Regions from separate parts of the Homo sapiens genome. Here region 2 is linked to region 1. A link is a loop called in an ENCODE intact Hi-C map of the cell type or tissue named here. Cell type or tissue: endothelial cell of umbilical vein. All regions are shown on one strand. Each heading gives the region's core, and the rest is flanking DNA. Links, peaks and the distances in the headings are about the cores only. Region 1 overlaps LOC105377104 (a long non-coding RNA gene). Region 2 overlaps FLNB (filamin B).

What was found. Peaks named below come from ENCODE experiments on the same cell type or tissue, not always from the same donor. Only the 100,000 strongest peaks of a DNase experiment are listed, where the experiment ranks them.
Region 2: a loop joins it to region 1, with 2.6 times the contacts of the local background. A loop is called at or near these places in 14 of 110 quality-filtered maps.

The regions. Positions count from the first base shown.
Region 1 is chr3:57,960,998-57,977,587 of GRCh38, reverse strand. It overlaps LOC105377104 (a long non-coding RNA gene), which reads right to left. Exons shown (of 4, transcript XR_940874.3): 2 at 13,173-13,288. LOC124909385 (a long non-coding RNA gene) reads left to right here and starts at 2,556. Exons shown (of 2, transcript XR_007095928.1): 1 at 2,556-2,659; 2 at 4,896-5,150. RefSeq lists enhancers at 2,226-2,762, 2,467-2,968, 3,473-3,974, 3,975-4,478, 7,452-7,746 and 2 more. In endothelial cell of umbilical vein, for the core only: no CTCF peak of the experiment used is centred there; a DNase peak (open chromatin) is centred at 7,647; H3K27ac peaks cover 2,264 bases.
Region 2 is chr3:58,155,397-58,164,672 of GRCh38, reverse strand. FLNB (filamin B) reads right to left here. Exons shown (of 46, transcript NM_001457.4): 41 at 8,598-8,713; 42 at 4,987-5,119; 43 at 1,343-1,519. It overlaps FLNB-AS1 (FLNB antisense RNA 1), which reads left to right. Exons shown (of 2, transcript NR_135534.1): 2 at 1-2,126. Among named protein-coding and RNA genes, the nearest start is that of FLNB-AS1, 11 kb to the left of the region's middle. RefSeq lists enhancers at 1-610, 2,617-2,911, 1,920-3,119 and a silencer at 2,847-3,044. In endothelial cell of umbilical vein, for the core only: no CTCF peak of the experiment used is centred there; DNase peaks (open chromatin) are centred at 1,112 and 2,722; H3K27ac peaks cover 2,719 bases.

The DNA.
Region 1 (16,590 bases), core at 5,727-9,726:
GTATTTTTAGTAGAGACAGGGTTTCACCATGTTGGCCAGAATGGTCTCCATCTCTTGACCTCGTGATCCGTCCGCCTCTGCCTCCCAAAGTGCTAGGATTACAGGCATGAGCCACTGTGCCTGGCCAGGTTTTCTTTTTTAAAGGTAATTAACATTTTAAAAATCAAGATTTCCTCCTGGAGGTGAAGCCTAATTCCTGTCCTTCCTTACTTGAGGGTAGGCTAGACTTATTGACTCGCTTCCGAAGAATAGAGTATGGAAAGTGAAAAATAGTGGCTTTCCAGCAGAGAAGCCCAAGGGACACCTCCTTAACCATGTGATAAGGTGAGCCTCGCCAGTGGTACCCTGTGATGTGGCAGACTCCCTCTCAGGATGTGATGAAAGGGACGCTTCATCTCTGTGCTGTTATTTCTGCCAGGTCTGGTGTCTCACACCTGTAATCCCAGCTACTTGGGAGGCTCAGGCAGGAGGACTGCTTGAGCCCAGGACATTGAGGCTGCAGTGCACTATGATCGTGTCTGTCAATAGCCACTGCACTCCAGCCTGGGCAACATAGCAAGACTCCATCTCTAAAAAACGAAAATATTCCATGCAGGGAACCACGTGGCATTTGATGTCATGTCTCCCCTCCACTCTTTGGCAATTTCTCATTGTTTTTCTTTTTTAAAACAAAATTTTGCCCAGGTGTGGTAACTAACACCTGTAATCCCAGCACTTTGGGAAGCCAAGGTGGGCAGATCACAAGGTCAGGAGTTTGAGACCAGCCTGGCCAACGTGGTGAAACCCTGTCTCTACTAAAAATACAAAAATTAGCCAGGCATGGTGGTGGGCACCTGTAGTCCCAGCTACTCGGGAGGCTGAGGCAAGAGTATTGCTTGAACCCTGCCTCAGTGAACCTAGACTGTGCCATTGGCCTGGGCAACAGAGCAAGACTCCAGCTCAAAAAAAAAATTTTGGCCGGGTGTGGTGGCTTATGCCTGTAATCCCAGCACTTTGGGAGGTCGAGGTGGGTGGATCACCTGAGGTCAGGAGTTTGAGACCAGCCTGGCCAACATGGTGAAACCCTGTCTCTACTAAAATGAAAAAAAAAAAAAAAAATTAGGCTGGGCATGGTGGCTCACACCTGTAATCCCAGCACTTTGGGAGGCTGAGGCGGGTGGGTCATGAGGTCAGCCAGCCTGACCAACATGGCAAAACCCTATCTCTACTAAAAATACAAAAATTAGCGGGGTGTGGTGTTGTGCACCTGTAGTCCCAGCTACTCAGGAGGGTGAGGCAGGAGAATCACTTGAACCTGGGAGGTGGAGGTTGCAGTGAGCTGAGATCTCGCCACTGCACTCCAGCCTGGATGACAGAGTGAGGCTCCATCTAAAAAAAAAAAAAAAATTAGCTGGGCATGATGGCGCGCACCTGTAATCCCATCTACTCAAGAGGCTGAGGCAGGAGAATCGCTTGAACCCAGGAGGTGGAGGTTGCAGTGAGCCAAGATCGTGCCATTGCACTCCAGCCTGGGTGACAAGAGTGAAACTCCATCTCAAAAACAAAACAAAACAAAACAAAAAAACAAAAATGTTTTTTGAGACAGGGTCTAACTCTTTTGTCCAGGCTAGAATGCAGTGGGACGATCATAGCTCACTGCAGCTCAAACTTCTGGGCTTGAGCGATCCTCCCAATTCAGCCTCCGAAGTAGCTAGGATTACAGGTGCCCATCATCATGCCCAGCAATTTTTTTTTTCTGAAACAGAATCTTGCTTTGTTGCCCAGGTGGGACTTCAATTCCTGATTTCAAGTGATCCTCTTGCCTTGGCCTCCCAAAGTGTTGGGATTCCAGGCATGAGCCACCACACCAGCCCTCTCCTTGTTTCATGACTTTGATAGTATTGAGAATTGGCCTGGTATCCTATAGAATGTTCCCTACACTGGGTTCATCTGCTGGATCTAATTTTCTCATAAATAGGCCTGGCTAATAGCTTTTTTTTTTTTTTTTTTTTTTGAGACAGAGTTTTGCTCTGTCACCCAGGCTGATGTGCAGTGGCATGAACACAGCTCACTGCAGCCTTGACCTCCCACCTCAGCCTCCCGAGTAGCTGGGACTACAGGCATGTTTTCATTTTGGTAGAGACAGTCTCGCCATTTTGCCCAGGCTGGTCTCAAACTCCTGGGCTCAAGCGATCCTCCCATCTCGACCTCCCAAAGTGCTGGGATTATAGGCGTGAGCCACCACGCCCGACCCAGCCTTACCTTTATGACCCCTTAATGGTTTCTCTTATAAACTACCCACATGTCCTCTAGGAAGATGACACCAATATGTGTAGCTACCAGCAATGTACCTCCCTGCCTGATTTGTTGTGGCCTCAGACTAACTTCCTTCCAGGCATGGGCCTATTTGCTGCTGGATTCGACTGCAAAGCCCCATTCCTCTTCCTCACCCTCACCCCCAATTTGGTTTTCTGGCTCCACTCACTTACTGCTAAATCAGCATGACCATCTTTTATTGTATTTATTGTAACAGCCGTTTCTCATGTTTAAACGGCTCCACCCAATCCTAGAGGAACACCAGACCCACATGAGACCTCTATCAGCAGAACTGCTGGTGAAAATGTGAGGAATGTCTCTGTCCTTCCCTGACTCATCAGACCTCAGGATGACCTTCCTTCCTGTGAGTTATCTGCATTGACTTTTGCATCATCTGAGTGTTGGCTTTGGATGATGTCTGGGTGCTTTCTGTAGTGGAAATGGCTGAGGGCTGAGGATGTCTGGAGGCCAGAGCTGGTACCACCTATGCTACTAGCCAGCAAGGTGTCAGCTCAGGGAGGGAATCTCTTTTTTTCTTTTTTTTTTTTATTGACCCGGAGTCTCGCTCTGTCGCCCAGGCTGGAGTGGAGTGGCGTGATCTCGGCTCACTGCAACCTCTGCCTTCCAGGTTCAAGCATATTCTCCCGTCTCAGCCTCCTGAGTAGCTGGGATTACAGGCGCCTGCCACCATGCCTGGCTAATTTTTGTATTTTTTAGTAGAGACAGGGTTTCACCATGTTAGCCAGGCTGGTCTTGAACTCCTGACTTCGTTGATCCACCCGCCTCAGCCTCCCAAAGTGCTGGGATTACAGGTGTGAGCCACCACGCCCGGCCGGGAATTTCTTTTCTTTTCCTTTTTAAAATAGAGACAAGGTCTTGCTCTGTTGTCCAGGCTGGAGTGCAGTGGTGCAATCATAGCTCCTGCAGCCTTGAACTCCTGGGCTGTAGTGATTCTCCTGCCTCGGCTTCCCAAAGCACTGGGATTACAGGCATGAGCCACCACACCTGGGAGTTTCTAAATCTCAGTTTGCCCAGCTGTAAAATGGGATGATAACTTCTCTCTCATAAAGAACAGCTGAAAGTACTTTGCGAAAAGTACAATCACTTCAACTATGAGACCTCAAACCTTCTACTGAGGGCCTAAGGGCAAGATGAGAAGCGAAGGGGTGAGTGTGGGGTGAGTGTAGTCCAGAGCAGCCCTTCTCAAAATACGCTTTTTTGGGAGTGGAGTGGGGGGAGGGGATGGGATCTCAGACCTTAGCTTTAAAATTCTTGAAAACTTGACATTCTATGTGCTAAGGGCAAGGACAGCTTTAGGGCTTATGACCCATGCTCAGCTGTCGCCGAAATTCTTTAAAAAAATTTTTTTTTGAGACAAGGTCTCGCTCTATTGCCCTGGCTGGAGTGCAGTGGTGCGATCACAGCTCACTGCAGCATTGACAGCCCAGGCTCAAGCAATCCTCCCACCCCCTGCATCCCAAGGAGCTGGGACCACCAGCAGCACCACCAGGCCCGGCTAATTTGTTTGTTTGTTTGTTTCTTTGTTTGTTTGAGACAGAGTCTTACTCTGTCGCCCAGGCTGGAGTGCAGTGGAATGATCTCGGCTCACTGCAACCTCTGCCTCCCAAGTTCAAGCGATTCTCCTGCCTCACCCTCCCGAATAGCTGGGATTACAGGCACTCACCACCACGCCCAGCTAATCTTTGTATTTTTAGTAGAGACGGAGTTTCATCATGTTAGCCAGGCTGGTCTTGAACTCCTGACCGCAGGCAATCCGCCTGTCTCAGCCTCCTAAAATGCTGGGATTGTAGGTGTGAGCCACCGAGCCCAGCCTAATATTTTTATTATTTGTAGAGATGAGGTCTCACTCTATTGCTCAGGCTGATCTCTAACTCCTGGTCTCAAGCAATCCTCCTGTTTCGGCCTCCTAAAATGCTGGGATTACAGGTGTGAGCCACCATGCCCAGCTGAAATTCTTCGTAATTTCTGAAAAAGGGCCTCACATTTTCATTCTGCACCAGGCAGATCCTGCTAATGGCACTTAGTTTAAGAATGTGAGGGCTGTGGGCCACAGACTGGGATTCATCTGGAGAGGCAAAGAGGAGGCTGTGATTTGGGAGGAGGGCTGAAGCTGGGGCCCTAGGGAAAAAAGTCCCTGGGATGGGAGGTGAGCTTTTCAGAAAGTCTTGCTAAACTGGGAAGGAACCTTGCCTTTTAAATTCCTAAGAAACCTTCAGTGAAACTTCCGTTTCTGAGGTGGGGGTGGATGTGGTTTTAGAGGGACAGTGAGTCTGTGTCGGGACTGGGTCCCACTCCATACCTGCAAGGGGAGGAAGGACAGGAACATGTACTGGGTGTGCCTGGATGCCTGCCACAGGCTGGGCATATTTGCTGTGAGAAGAAAATAAACCAATAAAATAGGCTAAAGGCCTCCTCCGACTCCCCTTGTTGCTGGCTCGAGGCTGAATCTGAGCAGGGGGACCTGTTATTTCCTTGGTGTGGAGGAGTCCTGATGAGGGAAAGGGAGTCAGGCTGGTGGGACCAGGGAAAGCAAAAGCAGAAGCAGATGAGTTACAAGTCTGCCTTTCTTTGTGGTCCAGGACACAGCCCTCCTGCGCAAGTAACTCACCATCTTCCTGTGCCCAGCTACCACCAGACACCTGCAGGTGAGCTCACTGCAAGCTTGGCGTCGTGGTGCTGCGCACAGCCCTCTTCAGCACACAGTGTCAGCACCGTCCTATAAAATCTCCAGCCAGCCTTTGTTTCTTTGCAGTCGGCATCTCTCATGCAGGCTGCCCTGTCTCCTTGCAACCTATTTTTCTACTTTCTCCAATAAATCAGCCTTTTTCTGCCTACAACTGTCTTGGTAAATTATTTTACCCCCACGCCACTGGCCCAGAGAGCCATCGCTCCCCTTTGACATTTGGGCCTCCAAACTGGGATTTTGAGGGGGCAGGGACAATAGCTTCTAGTTAAGAGCTTATTCTGTGGGTCCCTGAGGAAGGGAAATGAGGCTAACAGGAAAAGGAGGTGCTCGGCTCCTGGCCTGGGCCTCAGCCCTGCTTTATGCCTCAATTCCACTTGGAAGCTGGCCAGCCGCCCTCCCTGCCCCTGACTTTACCCCAGACACCGCCTCTAAGTGGGGCCCCACCCAGCCCTACTTCCACACCTTTGTCCCCACCTGAAACCACACCCCTCCCAATGCACTAATCCAAGTCTCACCTCCTCTTCAAGGTCCAAGGCCAGACCATGTCCTCCCTGGGTCGTTCCAGCTTTACTCTCTCCTCTGAACACCTACAACACAACTGACATGGCACAGTCAGTGTCTCGTGGGCCACTGCCTCAGGGTCTTATTGTTTTATGAGGATCTATGTATTGAGCTCAGAGCTGTTCCTTAAGTGCCATATATAATAGTAAATGGCCACACGTGTGGGCCCTTGAGTCAGAGACCTGAGTTCAAATCCTGGCTGCACCGGTGTGATCTCGAGCACCTTACCCAGCATTCCTGAGCCTCAGTTGCTCCACCTATAGGGTAAGGATGGTGTCTTGGGTTTGTTGAGATAATTTATTTTTTATTTTTATTTATTTTTGAGACAGAGTGTTGCTCTGTCACCCAGGCTGGAGCGCAGTGGCATGATCTCAGCTCACTCCAACCTCTGCCTCCCAGGTTCAAGTGATTCTCCTGCCTCAGCTCCCTGAATAGCAGGGATTACAGTTGTGTGCCACCACGCCTGGCTGATTTTTGTGTTTTTAGTAGAGACAGGATTTCACCATGTTGGCCAGGCTGGTCTCGAACTCCTGTCCTCAAGTGGTCCTCAGCCTCCCAAAGTGCTGGGATTATAGGCGTGAGCCACCATGCCTGTTGGGATAATTTATAAAGTGAGAGGATAACCAACAGTGGCTGCTGATATTATTGCTGTTGTTATTGTTATGACTGGGAATGGAGGAAGAAGACTCTGGATAGACACAAATAATACAGATGGTTGGAGCCGTCGCACATGTAGGACTTACCGTGTTCCAGGCACTGCTCTGAGTGTTTTACATAGAAGTCATTTAATTTTCATGATATCCCTGTGAAGCTGACATTACTATTTCCTCCACTGTGGAGAGGAGGAAACTGAGATACACGGAAGGTTATTAAGTGACTTGCCCAACATCACGCAATCTATAGCATAGCTGGTATCTGAACCCACACAGTCTGGCCTCAGAGCCTATACCTTGCCCACTAGCTACGTGAGCCCTCAGCCCCCACTACGCTGCCCCCTCCCTTGAGAGCCTCGGCTGTGGCACTACTAGTTTCGATGGAGCTGGTGATAGGTGACCCTCTACCTAAAGAAAAATGCCCTGTTTATTTATTTAGAGACTGAGTATTGCTCTGTCACCCAGGCTGAAGTGCAGTGGCACAATCTCGGCTCACTGCAACCTCCACCTCCTGGGTTCAAGCGATTCTCGTGCCTCAGCTTCCCAAGTAGCTGGGATTACAGGTGTCCACTACCATGCCCAGCTATTTTTTTGTTTGTTTGTTTTTGAGACAGAGTCTCGCTCTGTCGCCCAGGCTGGAGTGCAGTGGTGAATCTCGGCTCACTGCAACCTCCGTCTCCCAGGTTCAAGCGATTCTCCTGCCTCAGCCTCCTAAGTAGCTGGGATTACAGGTGTCTGCCACCATCCCTGGCTAATTTTTTCTTTGTATTTTTAGTAGAGATGGTGTTTCACTATGTTGGCCAGCCTGGTTTTGAACTTCTGACCTCAAGTGATCCGCCTGCCTCGCCCTCTCAAAGTGCTGGGATTACAGGCGTGAGCCACCTCACTGGCCCCCTTTGCCTTTAAATGCTCTTGCTTTCCAAGTAGCTAATATTTACTGAACAAAAACCATGCCCCCAGGAATAATGCAAAGGATAAAAGTACCTCATTTAATCCTCAAAACAGCCCTATGAGTTAGGTGCCATTGTTATCCCCATTTCACAGGAAAGGACTGTGCTCAGCTTAAATAACTTGCTCAGTGTGACACAGTAGGAAACAGCAGTGCAGGGACTTGAGCCTAGGTTTTCACCATTTTCCTTCCCAAATGGAGGCAGACAGGTCCCTTCCTACAGTGTGTTCCTGGGGCCAATTCCATTCTTACCCTGCCTGGAAGCCAGCCCACAAATCACAGCAGCAGGCTTCAGGAGGCTGGACCTGGGGATGGCTCACCAGGCTTCCGCTCCCCCGTCCAAGAATGTGATGAGGTCAGAGTGAACCAGCCCCTCGCCCCATCCTCTAACCCAACCCCCTCATCCCACCCTGGGCAGGAAGAGGCAAGCTCTAGCCTCTGGGCTTCCAGAAAGCCTGGCTTTCCTGGAAGGCAGGATGAGGAGGGAGCTGCCTAACTTTCCAGTGAATAGCTGGGAGTGAGTCAGCCTCTGACCTGGATGGGGTGCAGTCCTGCCCCGAGTCAGGGGGCTGAACAAGATGACTTCATGGGCTACTCCTCTCCGGGCCTGGCCTCATCAACAGTCTGAGACCTGAGAGACATAGGGGTGGCTTTAGCCATGATGGTGGGGGCATCCCATCAATTTTAGGGGGCCAATCCCTCTCCAACTTTAGGGATGTTTTAGATTTTGCATGACTATTCTACTCATTCCCACCCCTGCTCCAAATCACCCGAGTAGATATTGGGTTCTACAGACAACTTTGTTAGATTGGTTGTGTTTGTTTGTTTTTTTTTTTTTTGAGACGGAGTCTTACTCTGTCACCCAGGATGGAGTGCAGTGGCATGAACTCAACTCACTGCCACCTCCACCTCCCAGATTCAAGCGATTCTCCTGGCTCAGCCTCCTGAGTACCTGGGATTACAAGCGCCTGCCACCATGCCTGGCTAATTTTTGTATTTTTAGTAGAGAAGGGGATTCACCATGTTGGCCAGGCTGGTCTCAAACTCCTGACCTCAGGTGATCCGCCCACCTTGGCCTCCCAAAGTGCTGGGATTATAGGCATGAGCCACCAAGCCCGGCCCTGAGTTGCTGTTTTGATTTATAAAGACCAAAGAAAGTCCGGAGATGGGCAGTGGTGATGGTTGCACAATAATACGAATGCCACTGAATTGTACATTCAAAAAGGGTTAAAATGATAAACTTTATATTACGGATATTTTATCACAATAAAAAATCAAAAAAGAAAATAAATTATTATTAAAAGATTTAAATACACACAATAATAGAAAAAATGATTCAATTAATTCACATATACCCATCAACCCAATTCAACCATCAACAAGATTTGCTGTATTTACTTCATTTATCCTTCTTTTTTCTCTCTTCTTTATCGTGTGTGTGTGTGTGTGTGAAATATTTTAAAGCAAATCCTAGACATTATTCAGCTCTTTAAATGTGGATATCTCCATATGTAATGTTTAGGGAAAATGCTTAAATTGTGTTTTTACTCTGCTCTCACACCAACACAACAATCAACACAGAAGACTTCTGTAATCCCAAAATATGAGAATATTTCTTCCCACCAGTAAGCAAGCAAGCAGTTCAGCAGCGGACACAAGCTGTGTGTCCTCAATTCTGACACCATCTACCTGGAGATAGCATCAGATTCCAAAGGTTGAGGGCTCGGTCCCCAAGACTGGCCCCGTTTCGGACACGAGTCACAAGTCCAGGCCTCTGGAACCTCTGACTGAGCAGCTTCAAGTTGGGGTTCCCACAACCCCTTATTTGGGTTCAATTAATTTGCTGGAGCTCACAGAACTCAGGGAAACACTTTTACTGGTTTATTATAAAGGATATTACAAAGGATCCAGATGAAGAGCACGTAGGGCCAGCTACTGGGGAAGGGGCATGGAGCTCCATGCCCTGCCTGGGGCACCCTCCAGGACCCTCCCAATGTTCAGCTGTCCAGAAGCTCTCCAAACCCAGTCCTCTTGGGCCTTTTTCTTTTTTTTTTTTTTTTGAGACGGAGTCTTGCTCTGTTGCCAGGCTGGAGTGCAGAGTGGCATGATCTGGGCTCACTGCAACCTCTGCCTCCCGGGTTCAAGCGATTCCCCTGCCTCAGCCTCCTGATAAGCTGGGACTACAAGCACGCGCCACCACACCCAGCTAATTTTTTTGTATTTTAGCAGAGACGGGGTTTCACCATGTTGGCCAGGATGGTCTTGATCTCCTGACCTTGTGATCTGCTTGCCTCAGCCTCCCAAAGTGCTGGGATTACAGGCGTGAGCCACCACACCAGCCTTCTCTTGGGCTTTTATGGAAGCTCAGCATTCCTTCCCCCAGAGTATGGGGCAGGACCCTCTCTGGAATAAGGGTCTATGACCCAAGTGAGAAAGGTGGGGGAAGATTGGAGTCTTTCTTTGGGGCAGGTGAAAAGGGAGCAGGGAGCGGGAGAAGATCAGAGAGATTCTGTTTCCTGAGGCCTGTCCCCGAGGCCCAACACACCCAACATTCTAACAAAGGGAAGAATCAGGGAAGAAGAGATGCAAGACTCCAGAAGCACGCCAACATATAAAACCCCACATCAAAGGTCAAATCGTGCACTTGATCTCTCAAGACGCCTGCTTGGCCCTCTTCCAGGTGTACTTTACTTCCTGTCGTTCCTGCTCTGAAACTTTTTAATAAACTTTCACTCCTGCTCTAAAACTTGCCTCGGTCTCTCCTTCTTGCCTTTTGCCCCTCAGTCAAATTCTTTCTTCCGAAGAGGCAAGAATTGGCGATGCTGCAGACCTATACAGATTTGCCACTGCTAACATGAGGAGGTGACACTTGAGAGATGTAGTGGTTTGAATTATGGTTCCCAAAAGATCTGTCCACCAGGAACCTCAGAATGTGACCTTTTTTGGAATAAGAGTCTTTGTAGATGTGATTAAGGTAAAGGACCTCAAATTGAGATCATTCTAGATTAGCATGGGCCCTAAATCCAATGGTAAATATCCTTACAACAGACAGAAAAGGAGAAGACCATGTGAAAATAGAGGCAGAGATCAGAGTTATGGAGCCCCAAGCCAAGCAATGCCAAGGGTTGCCAGCAGCCTCCAGAAGCCAGGAGACAGGCAAGGAACAGATTCTCCCTCAGGGTCTGCAGAAGGAATTAACCCTGTCAACATCTTGATTTTGGACTTCTGGCCTTCAGAACTGTAAGAGCAGATTTCTGTTGCATTAAACCACCAAATATGTGATAATTTGTTTTGGCAGCCCTCGGAAGTTAATGCGAGACCTAAACAATGAGAAGGAGCTGGCTCTAGGAGGACCTGGTCATAGAGTCTTCCAGATAGAGGGAACACAGGCAAAGGCCCTGAGATTAATTACTTCACTGATTCTCAGCCCTGGCACAAGGTCTCATTCTGTCACTGAGGCTGGAGTGCAGTTGCACAATCACGGCTCACTACAGCCTCGACCTCCCAGGCTCAAGCAATCCTCCTGCCTTAACTCCCTAGTAGCTGGGACTATAAGCATGTGCACCATGCCCAACTAAGTTTTGTATTTTTTGTAGGACAGGGTTTCACCATGTTGCCCAGGCTGGTCTCAAACTGCCAGGCTCAAGCTATTCATACACCTCAGTCTCCCAAAGTGCTGGGATTATGGGCGTGAGTCACTGCACCTGGCCCACTAGAAATGTTTTTTTCTTTCTTTCTTTCTTTTTCTTTTTTTTTGAGACAGGGTCTCACTCTGTTGCTCAGGCTGGAGTGCAGTGGCAGGATCTTGGCTCACTGCAACCTCCGCCTCCCAGGTTCAAGTGATTCTCATGCCTCAACCTCCCAAGTAGCTGGGACTACAGGTGCCTGTCACCACACCTGGCTAATTTTTGTATTTTTAGTAGAGATGGGATTTCACCATGTTGGCCAAGCTGGTCTTGAACTCCTGAACTCAAGTGATCCACCTGCCTCAGCCTCCCAAAGTGCTGGAATTACAGGCGTGAGCCACAGTGCCCAGCCTAGAAAATTTGTTTAAAAGCTCCTGATGCTCATCTCTACCCCAGAACAATTAAATTGGAATCTCTGGAAGTGGAGCCCAGGCATCAGTATTTTTGCTCCCCAGGTAATTCTAACATACAGACAGGAGTCTTATTGCTGAGTTTCCTGATTCACAATCTCCTTAAGGCAAAATCAATTCATTAAAAAACACTATTATGCTAGGCGTGGTGGCTCACGCCTGTAATCACAGCACTTTGGGAGGCAGAGGTGGGCAGATCACCTGAGGTCAAGAGTTTAAGACCAGCCTGGCCAACATGGTAAAACCCCATTTCTACTAAAAATGGAAAATTTAGCTGGGCGTGGTGGCACACACCTGTAATCCCAGCTACTTGGGAGGCTGAGGAAGCAGAATTGCTTGAACCCGGGAGGCAGAGGTGGCAGTGAGCTGAGACTGCACCACTGCACTCCAGCCTGGGCGACAGAGCAAGACTCCGTCTCAAAACACAAAAACAAAATACTATTAAATTATTATTATTATTATTTTTTGAGACAGGGTCCTGCTCTGTCGCCCAGGCTGGAGTGCAGTGGCGGGATCTCGGCTCACTGCAAGCTCCGCCTCCCGGGTTCATGCCATTCTCCTGCCTCAGCCTCCCGAGTAGCTGGGACTACAGGCACCCACCACCACGCCCAGCTAATTTTTTGTATTTTTTAATAGAGACAGGGTTTCACCATGTTAGCCAGGATGATCTCGATCTCCTGACCTCGTGGTCCACCCGCCTCGAACCTCCAAAGTGCTGGGATTACAGGTGTGAGCCACCGCGCCCAGCCAAAATTATTTTAAAAAGAGAGAGAGATAGAGTCTTGCTCTGTCACCCAGGCTGGAATGCTGTGGTGGACTCTCAGCTCACTGCCACCTTTGCCTCCAGGGCTCAAGTGATCCTCCTGCCTCATCCTCCCAAGTAGCTGGGACCACAGGACCAGCTAATTTTTGTAAAGATGCGGTTTCGCCATGTTGTCCAGGATGGTCTTGAACCCCTGAGCTCAAGCGATCCACCCCACTTTGGCCTCCCAAAGCACTGCGATTACAAGCCCAAACCCACTTTCCATTGACAGCAAATGGTCACTCCATGTAGCAGTGGTCTGGGAAATACATTCTGGCTGGTGCCCAAGAAGAGGAGACCATGGATGTTGATGAATACCTTGGGTTCTGCCAGACTATTGCCATTAGAATTCTGTTTTACAGATGAAGAAAGAAAGTAAGTCTTGACTAATAAGTGGAGGAGCCAGGGATTGAACCCATGTCTTTCTGACCCAGAGCCACCCACTTACCTGTAGACCCACAGCCTCATGAGTGGGTGGTGATTCTGCTGCACCTGGCATTTGCCCTTTGCCACCTGTGGCTAGGTCACATTATTCATACACTGTCCTTTTCCATGGACCATATTTCCCCTCCAGAGGTGAAAAGCACAGCCCTCACTCTAATCAAGTCTTTTTTTGTTGAGACGGGGTCTTGCTTTGTCACCCAGGCTAGAGTACAGTGGTACAATCTCGGCTTACTGCAACCTCCCTTCCTGGGTTCAAGCAATTCTCCTGCCTCAGCCTCCCTAGTAGCTAGGACTACAGGCATGCGCTACCACGCCCGGCTAATTTTTGTATTTTTAGTAGATACAGGGTTTCACCATGTTGGCCAGGCTGGTCTCGAACTCCCAAACTTAGGTGATCCATCTGCCTCGGCCACCCAAAGTCCTGGGATTACAGGCGTGAGCCACTGCGCCTGGCCTCTAATCAAGTTTTTAATGAGGACCAGTATCTGATAGGAGTGAGGGACAGCATCCTTCTATAACCCATCCCCATCACCGGAATTTCACTCCTGTCTGTCCTGGGTTTTGTGGGGAGTCTGGAAACCCTCACACTCTGTCTCCTAACGAGAGAGAGCAGAAAGCCCACCCCAGGACCTTATGCGGGGCCCTGGACAGACCCCAAAAATCACCTTGAATCAGCCAGAGAAGAGCATATGGCTGTCAGCAGGATGGAAGCAGTAAACCCTGGGGGTGCTGGAGAGTGGAAGTCAGATGGACTCATCAGGAGACCCAGGCCTGGGATCACCTAAAATAGAAATATAAAAAGGGCCAATGTGTAGTATACATTGCCATGGGCTGGGCCCTTTATATGGGTTGTCTGGTTCAATACTCATGACAACCAAGTCAGTGTCATTATATTATCACCCCCATTTCACAGATGGGGAAACGAAAGCACACAAGGAGGCTGTGTCACTTGCCCAAGGTTAGGTAGCTGGAAATAGGCAGTGTTGGGACTTGAGCCCTGACATGTCTGAGCCAAAATTCTTACATATTCCACGGATTCTACCGCCTCCCTGGTGCTGGGAGCTGAGCCCAGGCAGGCGAGGGGACAGGAAGACATAAGCGTGCACTAGACAGTCCTGCCTCTGTGAATAACACAGATAACCGCAGGCTGAGGCCGTGGGACTTGCCCAGGTCCTACCTGGTTCTGTGGCCTGGAAAGTCACCCCCTACTGTTAACCCTCTGGCACATGGAGCAACTTTGTTTTTTTGCCCTAGCACTCAAGAGATCAATGATTGGAAGAGACCTTGGTGTGGGGTTCAGGAAACAGGGACCCACATTCTGAACTTCCATATCCCCACCTCACTCCCACCCCAGCCTTCCGTCTTTATGGCTCCTAGTTCTCTTTGGGGACAGTTCTTGGTACAGAGTGTATGCTCAATAAATGGAAGTGTTAACAAACAAAGGAAAGAGGCAGAGCACGGTGGCTCATGCCTGTAACCCCAGCACTTTGGGAGGCTGAGGCAGGAGGATCGCTTGAGACCGGGAATTCAAGACCAGGCTGGGCAACATAGCAAGATTCTGTCTCTACAAAATTTTTAAAAAATTAGCCAGCCATGGTGGTGTGCACCTGTAGTCTCGGCTACTCAGGAAGGAGGCTGAGGCAGGAGGATGGATTAAGCCCAGGAGTTTGAGACTGCAGTGAGCTATAATTGCACCACTGTACTCCAGCCTAGGTGACAGAACGAGACCCTGTCTCAAAAAAAGAAAGAAAGAAAGAAAGAACGATAAAGGAAAAGATATGGTCTTTTCTTTCAACATTTTTTTTTTTGAGACGGAGTCTCACTTTGTAGCCCAAGCTGGAGTGCAGTGGTGTGATTGTGGCTCACTGCAACCTCTGCCTCCCGGGTTCAAGTGATTCTCCTGCCTCAGCCTCCCGAGTAGCTGGGATTACAGGTGCCTGCCACCACACCCAGATAATTTTTGTATTTTTAGTAGAGGCAGGGTTTCACCATGTTGGCCAGGCTGGTCTCGAACTCCTGCCCTCAAGTGATCTGCTGCCTCAGCCTCCCAAAGTGCTGGGATTACAGGCGTGAGCCTCCGCGCCCGGCCCTAAAAAATATCTTGGTTCACTTATTTCACCATAGTTTTCTTCTTATGTCACGTAGATGGTATGTTATATGATAAAATAACTTTCTCAGAGAGAAGAAAAACATCATCCTAAGTGACAAGAGCTTTCTATCAGTCTTTTTCTTTCTTGGTGGCACATAAAATAGTGCTGTGTTCTTGTGATCAATGACATCTTAGAGTCGATGAAACATGGCATGTAATGAGCACCCAACTACCAAGAATGAGAAGAGCTAACAAGCACTGAGCTCTTCCAGACAAAGAGCTTTACGTTCACTAATCTAAGTTAGAAAATTACACCCGGATGTTACTACTATTCCCATTTTACCAATGGGAAGATTAAGGCACAGAAAGGTCAAGGAACTTCCCCAAGGTCACCCAGCCAGTGAAAAGTAGAGCGGAGACCTGACCAGCAACCGTTGTTCCTGCCACGGCAGGAGTGCCAACCACCAGCCTACCTGCCTCCCAGCCTCCTACTCAATGAGTGAACAGAAGTACTGGAGCTATCATTTCCATTTTCTACACCTGGGGTGGTGATTTTCTCAGTCTGTCAGTGTTTATTGAGCACGTACTGTGTCTGGTGAGGGCTGCTCTCTGATGCCTCGTTGCTATCCCCTCACCTGTGGAGGGCAGAAGAGCACAGGGCCTAGCTGGTTCCTTCCCACCCTTTTATTTGGCACGAATCCCTCCAGGAGGACTCAAAGCCTAATCAGCTCCCAAAGGCCTATCTCTCTACTGTTGAACTGAGGATTAAGTTGCAACATGAATTTTGGAGGGAACATGAATATTTAAACCACAGCACCCCCTAAAGCATGTGTCAGGTATCATCGGCCCCATTTTATACAGAAATCCAAGCCCTGAGAGGTTAAGAAATCTGCCTGAAGTCACACAGCTTAGACATAGCAGGGTCAGGATTCTAACCCAGGTCCAGGGCTGGGGTGGTGGGAAAGACAATGGCAAACATGGAGACCTTGGAAGAAACCACTGGAAGGGGTCTGAGGGCATGGCAGGCCCACAGGCCCTCCTCAGAGGCAAATCCTTGCATGGGTACATTGGCTGGAAAGGAAAAAAACAAGAAGAAGGAGCAGGAAACCGCTGGGGGTTATTGAATGTGCTCCCATCTTCCCCTGCCCTCCCAGTGTCCACTGCCCACATTTCAGCAGACAGTGTTACAGCAGGTAGCCAGGCAGACATGAGCACAGCAGGAGAGGCCCCCACCGGGAATGTCAGGTGACCATCCCGCGATGGTCAGGCGCTGTATCTCTAAAATAATTGGTTGCAGCCGGCGCCAGAGAAAGGCAGTCTCCCAACAGAAACACCTGAACCTGGTGAGCAGCAGCTTCCAGATAAGATCTCAGGAGTTAGGCGAGTGGGGTCAAGCATGCGCACTAAGAGGCAAAACATCGGAGTTTGACTGGTATGACCTTCCTCTAGGAACCCTTGGCTGGTAAGGGAAAAACACCTCAGTGAGCATGAGTACGACCCCAGTAAACACACTGTGCATGGGGCCCCGCCCAAGCGCTGGCAAGCCACTGCGCATGCGGAATGCCATTGTATAAGACCCCAAGTCAAAGGTCAAAGTGTGCACTTGATCTCGCAAGTCGCCCACTTGGCCCTCTTCCAAGTGTACTTTACTTTCTTTTGTTCCTGCTCTAAAGCTTTCTAATAAACTTTCACTCCTGCTCAAAAACCTGCCTTGGTCGGGCTGGGCGTGGTGGCTCACACCTGTAATCCCAGCACGTTGGGAGGCCAAGGCGGGTGGATCACTTGAGGTCAGGAGTTCGAGACCAGCCTGGCCCAACATGGTGAAACCCCGTCTCTACTAAAAATATAAAAAAAATTAGCCAGGAGTGGTGGCAGGCGCCTGTAATTCCAGCTACTCATGAGGCTGAGGCAGGGATCTCTGCTCACTGCAACCTCCACCTCCCGGGTTAAAGAGATTCTCCTGCCTCAGCCTCCCAAGTAGCTGGGATTACAGG
Region 2 (9,276 bases), core at 1,057-5,056, 190 kb before region 1:
ACACCACCCCTGTGGGTGGCTTTGCTGAGGCCACTGCTTTGGCCAGAGTCCCGGGCAGCCTGCCAGCCCACCAGTCACTCCTGCACCCGGAGAGGGCCCCTTGGCCACACAGGTCACTTGCTCCTAGGGCTGGATGCCAGGCAACCATGCAGCCACTCACCCCTCACCCCTGGGAGGCAAGTCTGCTCCATCCCACTCTCCTTATGCGGGGTGGGGGTACACACACAAGAGACTCAAGAAACCAGGACATACTGCTTTCCCAAGAGGGTCCAAAGTAACACCAAATGCAAACATGCCCCAGTGAGTCCACACTGCGCACTTCCCCTGCAAAGACTAAGGACTGACTCTCCACCCTGGCAGCCTCCATAACAGTGACGCACTCACTGCGCACCACCCGATGCCACCTGTTCAAATAACTGCGATTCACAGCAGGAATTCTCACTACAGCCAGGAAAAGGAGGGGAAGATCTGTTCTGACATGGAAAGATCTTTAAGATGTCAAAGCAAAAACACAAGCTATACCACACAGTGGATACAGTAAGATTCTTTCTGTAAGACAAAAGCAAAACTCTGTGTCTGCTTGTCTAATGAACCAATTAGCTAACCAACCCAGCAACCAAGAATGAAGACAGACAATGAGATGACAGACAGGGTGAAGGTCCTCCCTTCCCAGAGCCGTTTGCTTCCAGACCCAGGTGGGGGAGGAGGAGAGAAGATGGAGTGAGTCTCACTTTATTTACTTCTTCACTGCCTGTATCTTTCATAATCAAACATGTCCCATCTGTGGCAAAGAATAAAAGTAAATTGTAACGGGTCTAAAAAGCTTCAGAATTCTTTGAACATTTCAGTCTTTTCTCCTCCTCCATTAAGATCTGAGAGTAAAAAGAGGAGGAGATAGGCTGGGACAGGTCTTATTGCTGCTTCAGTGCATTTCTGGGAGCCTGGTACCATGAAAGAACAGACGGGTAGGAGCCCACTTGGACGCATCATGAATTCTGTGCAGGCAAAGAAACCCTCAAAATTAATGACACTGTGCTGTGTTCCCTGACTATCAGCATCCTGTTCTGAAAGTCAAGAAACTTGGCAGAGGAAGGAATCTGAATCACAACTAACAGTAATGAGGTGTGATAACACGGCCATCGAGCTCTCACTCTGGATTTATCGTGGGTCAAACCGCAACTCCCAAAACAGCTTTGGACAGCAAGCGCCTCCGAAGTGTGCATGACCCCAGTTTCCACGGGGAGTACGTGTAAAAAGCTTTCATGGGGCTTGAGGATTTCCATCTGGCTTGGTCCCTGGAGCTGGTTCAGTTAAGGCTTCAAGAAGCAGAAGAGTGGGTTACCTGTGGTGCCCCCTTCGAGTCCCGTGCCATAGGCGGACACCAGGGCAGGGTTCCCCGCTTGTCCAGGCTCCCCAACGCGCACTTTGAAGGGGCTTCCAACCACGTGGCTCCCATTGAACTTGACATCGATGGTGTGGACACCATTCTCATGAGGGATGAAGCGAACAGCATACTTATCTAGGAGAATGAGCAAAGGCACAGGGTGAAATCAAGCAAATGGACACCCCTGAGTTCAGTGAGGATAAAGGATGGAGGCCAAGCTGAGATGGCCCATTTAAAATCAACAGTTCTACAGGGAGCCTGGCACTCAGCATCCTGGATTTCAGAACCAGACAGACCCCCTGGGTATCCCTCATCAGCCCCAAGGGAAACGCATCCACATTGCAAATCCTATAAACACAGGACAAGACTCTGACCCCTGCCTCAGAAGAACACTTCCTTTCTTTAGAAAACCTCACTTCTTCAGTGTGAAATTCTGTGAATGCTGTTACTAATCCTGTCACGAGATGAATCTCATTTCACCAAAATTAAATTATGTTTTTCCACTAAAATGATGATACAAGTTGAAGACACAGCACTCTGAAATTGGAAGACCTCACCACTTAAGGCTCCGCAGCGGCTTACTCAGCTGAACTCCAGGTTACTACTCTTTACTTTGTTCACCCATTGGGGAGTTCAGTTTGTTTTTAAACATTGGGAGATGGCCATTCTAACTACTGTTCAATGTCTCTGTTTTGGGAAGGCATAACAAGAAATAAAAAGGAATATATATGAAGGGAAAAAAGAAAACCTCACTTCTTCTATGTTTCTCTATTTGGCCACTTGAAGGGGAAAAAAAACGGTTCCAACTGGCATTAATGCTCCTTAATTAAGCTCAAAGCTAGGAACTGCCCCCACAGGGCAGGTTTGTGGCTGTGCGTTTGGGTCACAGCATGTAGCAAGGTAATCTGTTAACTGAAGTGGGCACCTAGAACATCTACCCATTGTGCACCACCTGACTGCCGCTTCCTCCTTGAAGCCCTCCTGCCCAGGGTGCAGAGCCTGTTCTCCTCCTACCTCTCCAGGTAGTCTCTCGGTCTCTCCCTGGTGCCTAGTACTCTTCATCCCTCTCAGAATTTGTGTTCCCCAAAGCTCTTCTCCCTGCCTCTGGACGTCTCCACAGAGGTGCACCTCCATGAAGCTGTGCACCCTACGTCCTTTGGCACTGAACATCCTCCAACAGTCCCCATCCGCCTCCCTTAAAGCCAATGTGTTGTAGGGGAAGCTGGCTCCACCGCCATGTCCAGGTGTGGTCCCTGAGTGGATCAGGGAAAAATCCTTCTTCACTAAGCCTTAGTCAATGAGCACATGGCATTTCTTTAGCCACAGGAAATGACTCAGCAGTGGGCATGTGTCCAGGTCAGTGAGAGGGGAAGGCAGACGTGCTGGAGACTTCTGGGAAAGGAGGCTCTCGACTTCTAAGAATCCTGAGAGGGTGTCTCTCTTAATTGATGTGGCGTGAAGGTGGGACATCTGGTGCTGCTGCAGCCATCCTGCCACCAAGAGGAAGGCCATCCTGCCACCAAGAGGAAGGCCAGAACCAGGCCCACAAAGCAGAACAGCAGAAATATTTGACGCCTTGCAGGGCGCAGCTCAATGACCAAATCAAATTGCTGAAACCTGTCTTGGATGTCTTGAACTTTCTAGTTATGCAACTTACTGGGCCCCTTTATTGTGTGAGTTGGCTTGAGCTGGGTATTCTGTAATTTGCAATCAATAGTAACTGTGTCATGCTAATGATCTCATACATCTGTAGGGGTTCAAATCCTGTCTGGGGTGGAGTTAGCTTCCCCTGAAGCACATTGGCTTTAAGAGAAGAGGGAGGGTACCCAGTGAGGGACTGTTGGGGCTGAGGCCACCAAACCTCACAGTGATCTAGTAAACATCTCCATTTGGGTATTGGGGATCCTTCAAAACCCCTCAAAGTAAAATATTAAACCCTTTAAGGCCCTGACCAATCCTCACCCACCCTCTGCCTGGCTGGCCCTAGTTCTGATAACTGCACTGTCATCTTCCGACCCAATCACTAAGCTACGTGGAACATTTTGGAATGGATTCTCTCTCTCACTCTCTATAGCCACCATAGATCTCTGGCCTCAAGTCCCTCCTCTCCATTTCCAGTGCCACTGCTTCCTCAAATGGACCACTCTGGGAGCACCAGCTTGCCACTTGGCCTTTCAGACTAAAACCAGGATCTGACCCCATCCTTTACACTTGTTCCTCCTGAGGCTCCCCACTGCCTTTCTGCCTACTAGGAAACATAGATCTAAATGTTCACACAGAGCCTACATTCCTTTTTCTTTCTTTTTGAGACAGGGTCTTGCTGTGTTACCCAGGCTGGAGTGCAATGGCATGATCACAGCTCACAGCAGTCTCGACCTCCTGGACATAAGCAATCCTCCCACCTCATCCCCCACAAGTAGACTACAGGTGTGTGCCACCATGCCTGGCTAATTTTTTTTTTACTTTTTTTTGTAGAGAAGGGGTCTCACTATGTTACCCAGGTTGGTCCCAAACTCCTGGGCTCAACTGATCCTCCCAAAGTGCTGAGATTACAGGTGTGAGCCACCATGCCTGGTCAGAGCCTAGATTTCCAACTACACTATACAAATACAGCCAGGCACACAACAAATGCCCTATAAGGCAGTAATCATAGGTCTCCTCCTCATACATCAAGGCCCACATCAAATGTCACCTCCTCTGAGAAGCCCTCCTGAACTCACCGAGGCAGAAACTATTTCTCTCTCCTGCTCTGACCATCTTTACCATTTGCTTCACAGTTCTCCTGTGGTACTAGTGATCATTTGGGGTCATCATCTGCTTTTTGGCCAGGCCTTCACTAAACTTTGAGCAACTCTTTGAGCCTTATACCTTCCTTCAAGTTTCTGACACTTAATAAATTTATTATGTTCACCGGTAACACTGTCTCTTTAAAGTTGATTAAATCAGAGAATTCCATATACCAAGGCACCAAGCAAGAAAAATCTTAGGACATTAGGGCCTAGAGACCCAGATTTTCTTTTTTAAATTTACAGAACATTAACCTACTTTTCCTTTAGAGTAAAGTGAGATCAAAATATGCTTACTCGTGCCATAAGGTCAATGAATAAAAATCTGTAAGATGTTGTTACAATATGAAAGAAAAATTATGATGAATGTCATGCAAAAGGAATCTGAAAAACTAACAGAAAACAAAGAAGCATTTGTTTTTGTGTTGTGTGTATGTGTTTTTTTGTTTTTTTGTTTTTTTTCTGGAGACAGGGTCTCACTCTGTCACCCAGGCTGGAGTTCAGTGGCACAATCATAGCTCACTGCATCATAGCTCACTGCAGCCTTGACCTCTCAGGTTAAGGCACTGTACCCAGCCCAGCATTTGTTTAAAAAAGAAAGAAAGAATGAGCATTCTCTCCTAGCATAAAGGGTCTCCCTATCCCTGGCACATGTTTAAACCCTAATTTATAAACAATATCTGGCAACAGCAAAGGGAATTCAGAGGCTCACTGGCAGTAATGAAACTGATCAGCCCTCCCTTGGGACACACATTTACAGGAACATTCTGCTGGAAAGTGCTGGTGCTGGGACCCCCCAGCAGGCCTCCTGCTCACCTGGCTCCAGCTCAGACACGTGGCACTCCTCCACGGCTCCAGAGGGGCTGTGCACCTTTGCATCAATCTTGCCTTTTGCGCCATTCAACCTTATAGCAAAGGATGCTGGCTGGTTAACTTTTAATCCCGATTCCTGAGAATTTAATACATCAGACAGGTTATGGCCCTCGGCGTTCCTGCTCAGTGGCACACACTGACCCTACCCAAAACTGTGGGTGACAGTTCTCATGCAAATAGGTTTTTCTATATAACATATGACAACAAAGGGCAGGTGAGCCATTCTGCATTTTTAATGTAAGATAGCAGAGACGTGCATCTGCATGGTCTCTTATGCAAACCATCTTGATTCAGCCTAGAAGAGATGATTTCTGGGCTTGGATACTTGAGACATCCTGGTCAAAAGGACTATCATCTCAGCATCCAAAATAATGCCCATGCAGGCCAGAAAACCCAGTATGTTCCAGGTCAAAAAAGTGTCCTCTTTTAAGAGGATACTGCAGCTAACAAAGTCATGCACTCACGAACACGAACACAGTTTTATGTTATGCTGTTTGTTATCTCAAGGGCAGACCTGGAGGAACATATTATAAAGGGCTACGTGTGCAAAGAAGGCAGTACTCCATAGCAGTTAAGAATCAGCTGGATCTGGATTTCCTACCATTTCCTAGCTATATATCTAGGGTGCCAAACCTCTTCGAGTCTCAGTTTCCTCATCTGTAAAATGGGCATAATAACGATCTATCTCGAGGGCTACTATAAAGATCAAATGAAGCTGTGCATGCAAAACATTTATCACAGGGCCTAGCCCATACACAGAGAGGCTCGAAAACGTCAGCTTATTATTAAATATTAATATGCATTTAGAGGTTGTATCCCCACAAGAAGCCATAGAAAGACATAGCTTTTGCTCTTCCCTGGATCAGTTTCACTCCCCATACTTTGTCTTGGAAACTATCTCCTCTTCTGGGAGGAGGGGATTAGAAGTTCAGATGGTTAAGAACAAAGCTGAGCAACAACATTTGAGATATTTTAAGACTAGCCAATCCTGAACAGCAGCATTTTACAAGTCAGTAATTTTGATTTAGACTTGGTCGGACAGCCACTCCTCAGGCAATAACTCTGAAGCAGCATGGCTCACACTTAATGTGTAAGCAAACCATCTGGGGATCTTATTAAAATACAGATTCTTTTCCAGTGGGTCTGGGACTGAAGTTCTCAGGTGATGCTGAGGTCCAAGAACTGGCCCAAGAACCACATCTTCATGGCAAGGTCCTAAAGCTGCACTGGCTAATTTGGTAGTCACCAGCCACGAGGCCATATATACATATATTTCAACTTAATGCACTTAAATAAAACTAAACATCCAGCTCCTTGGTTCCTCTGGCCACATTTCAGATGTTCAATAGTCACATATGGTTAGTGGCTATCATGCTGCATAGCATAGACTTGAAGCATTTTGATCACTGCAGAACCTACTATTGGACTGTGCTGCCCTAGGGGATATAGACTGAGGAGGGAGGACAGAACACAGAATTAGAGGGTCTTTGATCACCAGATCACTCCCATCCCACCCCCACCCCAAGTGCCAGCCTACTCCAATTTCCTAAAAAGTCTCAAAAGCAAGACAAAACGATACATGCCTCTCTTTGCTAACCAGCACCAGATGTTGCTTGCGTGGGCCTCCGCAAAATCTCTGATCAATAATTTACATATCACTCGGCATCAAATGACCCGGGAAGAACAGGGGGCGATGCTGATGAACACACTTCTCCTGCGGCAGCAGCTGGTTACAAAAGCTTAAGAAACAGCCTGCTGTGCACTTACTGAAACATTTATGACCCAGCTATGACGAGAGCACTCTACAGAAGTTTCCTGGAGGGGATTTTTCCAAACCAGCTCCTTTTAGACAGAATCATTTACATTACCTGAATCCGCTTGCCGCTAAATCCTCAAGAGGGAGATAAATGCCTCGGCAGATTTGAAAGAAATCTTCGAGATGCATGAGGGCAGCTCCTGCCCTCAATAAGTGCTGGGTTTATCTCCCTCCGTAGGTTTTAGTTAAGTTGGCCACAAAAGACACTTCTGTTAAGAAGCCTTTAAATGAAACACAAGAAAAACATCTACACCACAGTAACCAGTTAGTACCCTTGGTATTCTCCGGATGAGGCCGCTTCAATGTGTGGACTGAGTCTGGTTTGGGTTCTGTTTACGTCTCTAAATGAAAGACTAATGTTTGGAACAACTGGAGGTATCCCAGTTCCCCTCAGAGTAAGATTAGAATCTCAAATGTAAACCAAGTGTATGGAACTAAAGCCAATGATATCACCAATCTTAGACATCAGATTGGATTTTAATGAATCCAATATTTTCAAGAACTGGGGGCAGCTCAAGGCTATTTAGAAACTCTTACCCAGAAATCATACTTTGGGATTTCGATGTTATTTCACAACTTAATTGCTACTCCCAGTTCAGACACCTAATTATTTTTCAGTGTCCTGGGCAAAAACCCAGAGGCATCCCCGATGGTTCTTAGTTTGGCTGAAGGTGCTAGTACAACCTTGAATTAAGTGACCTGTTTAGGACGAGGAAAAATGTTGCATCTCCTGGTATCCTAATGGGATGGACTATGCAACCGTGTGCCACAACATCAGGTGGGGGTTAGAGAGGTTGCCGTTAAGGGCACAGGTTCTGGCCAGGCACAGTGGCTCACGTCTGTAATCCCAGCACTTTGGGAGGTTGAGTGGGGTGGATCACCTCAGGTCAGGAGTTTGAGACCAGCCTGGCCAACATGGTGCAACCCCATCTCTACGAAAAATCCAAAAATTAGCCGGGTGTGATGGCGCGTGCCTGGAGTCTCAGCTACTCAGGAGGCTGAGGCAGAAGAATCACTTGAACCTGGGAGGCAGAGGTTTCAGTGAGCCGAGATCATGCCACTGCACTCCAGCCTGGGTGACAGAGCGAGACTCTGCCTCAACAACAACAACAAACAAACAAAAATACAGGTTCTGGAGCCACACTGTGCCTGTTCTGCCTCATACTAGCTGGTTCCCAGTGGACAAAACCTCCTTGTATCTCTGTTTTTCCATCATTAAAATGGGGTCAAGAGAACCTACTTGTCAGGCTATTGCAAGGATTTACTGAGGTAACACTGATAAAGCTCTTAATATAGTTCCCTGCACACTTATTAATGAATCACAGTAAGTTGCAACTGACTTTCTTGAAGAAAGGCAGCCAACAACAGCAGGCTAAAACATCACTGCACTGTTATTTTTGTGTTGGTTTTGTTTTGAAAGCCCTTGTTATCCCTTAACCAGTTATGAACAGGCTTCCTTTGTTTCTCTTAAATAAACCTTTAAAAACAAACGTGTCCCCAAACATTAAGGTGTGTTGTTGACTGTGGCTCTGTTTTTGCTCGCCCCAAGTGTCATCCGCCCTAAGTGTATGGGGAGTTGACTCTGCCACAGGAAAGCTCCCCAGTGACTGGGTGACATCTGTGGTCAAAATGTGAAAAGGGGCCTCAGCACCTAAGGGGACATTGAAGCAGCCTCAGGAGTCCAGGGGTCTCACTGGTGGCCTGCGGCCAAGGAGATGGATGCTTCCTTGCATCTCACCTGAAGGCTCATAACAGTGAGGCGGCGGGCGTCGTCGGAGGGTGCGATGACCGGCACCAGGTAGGGGCTTTCCGGGATGTGCTCATCATTGAACTTGATGGACACCTCGTAGTTACCTATGAGGACAGGAAAGTCCCATCATTTCAGAGACTCTGGACCCAGAGTGGACTCTTGCTTCTCACCAAGGGCTAAAATGCCTTCAGAGAGACCCAGCCCTCCTCAATGGCCACAGCTGATTGGTTGAGTGGGAGTCGCCTGGCTGAGGCTGGGCCGATATGATTTCCTTAGTGGGGTAAGGCCAGGGACTCTTAACCGGGGCTCACAGGGTCCCCAAATGGCCTGTATTGAATTCAGCAGATCCATGGACTTCAATGGGGAAAAAATTACGTTTTAATTTTCACCATTCTCTAACTGAAATTTACCATTTCCTTTCTTCAGAAATGTTGACAAGAAATCACAGCACATTATAAGTACATATGACTTACATCACCATTAAAAATCATATATTTTTATGTCATTTTACAGTTATTTTGACGTATCATTTTCACTTATTACTTTGTCACTTTGATGACAGTTAATATACTGTCACCAAATCTTATGATTTAATGTATTAACGAAGATATGCATGTTTCTATGTTGCATATTTGTTCTTGTAAGATTTTGGTAACTGTACTATAAT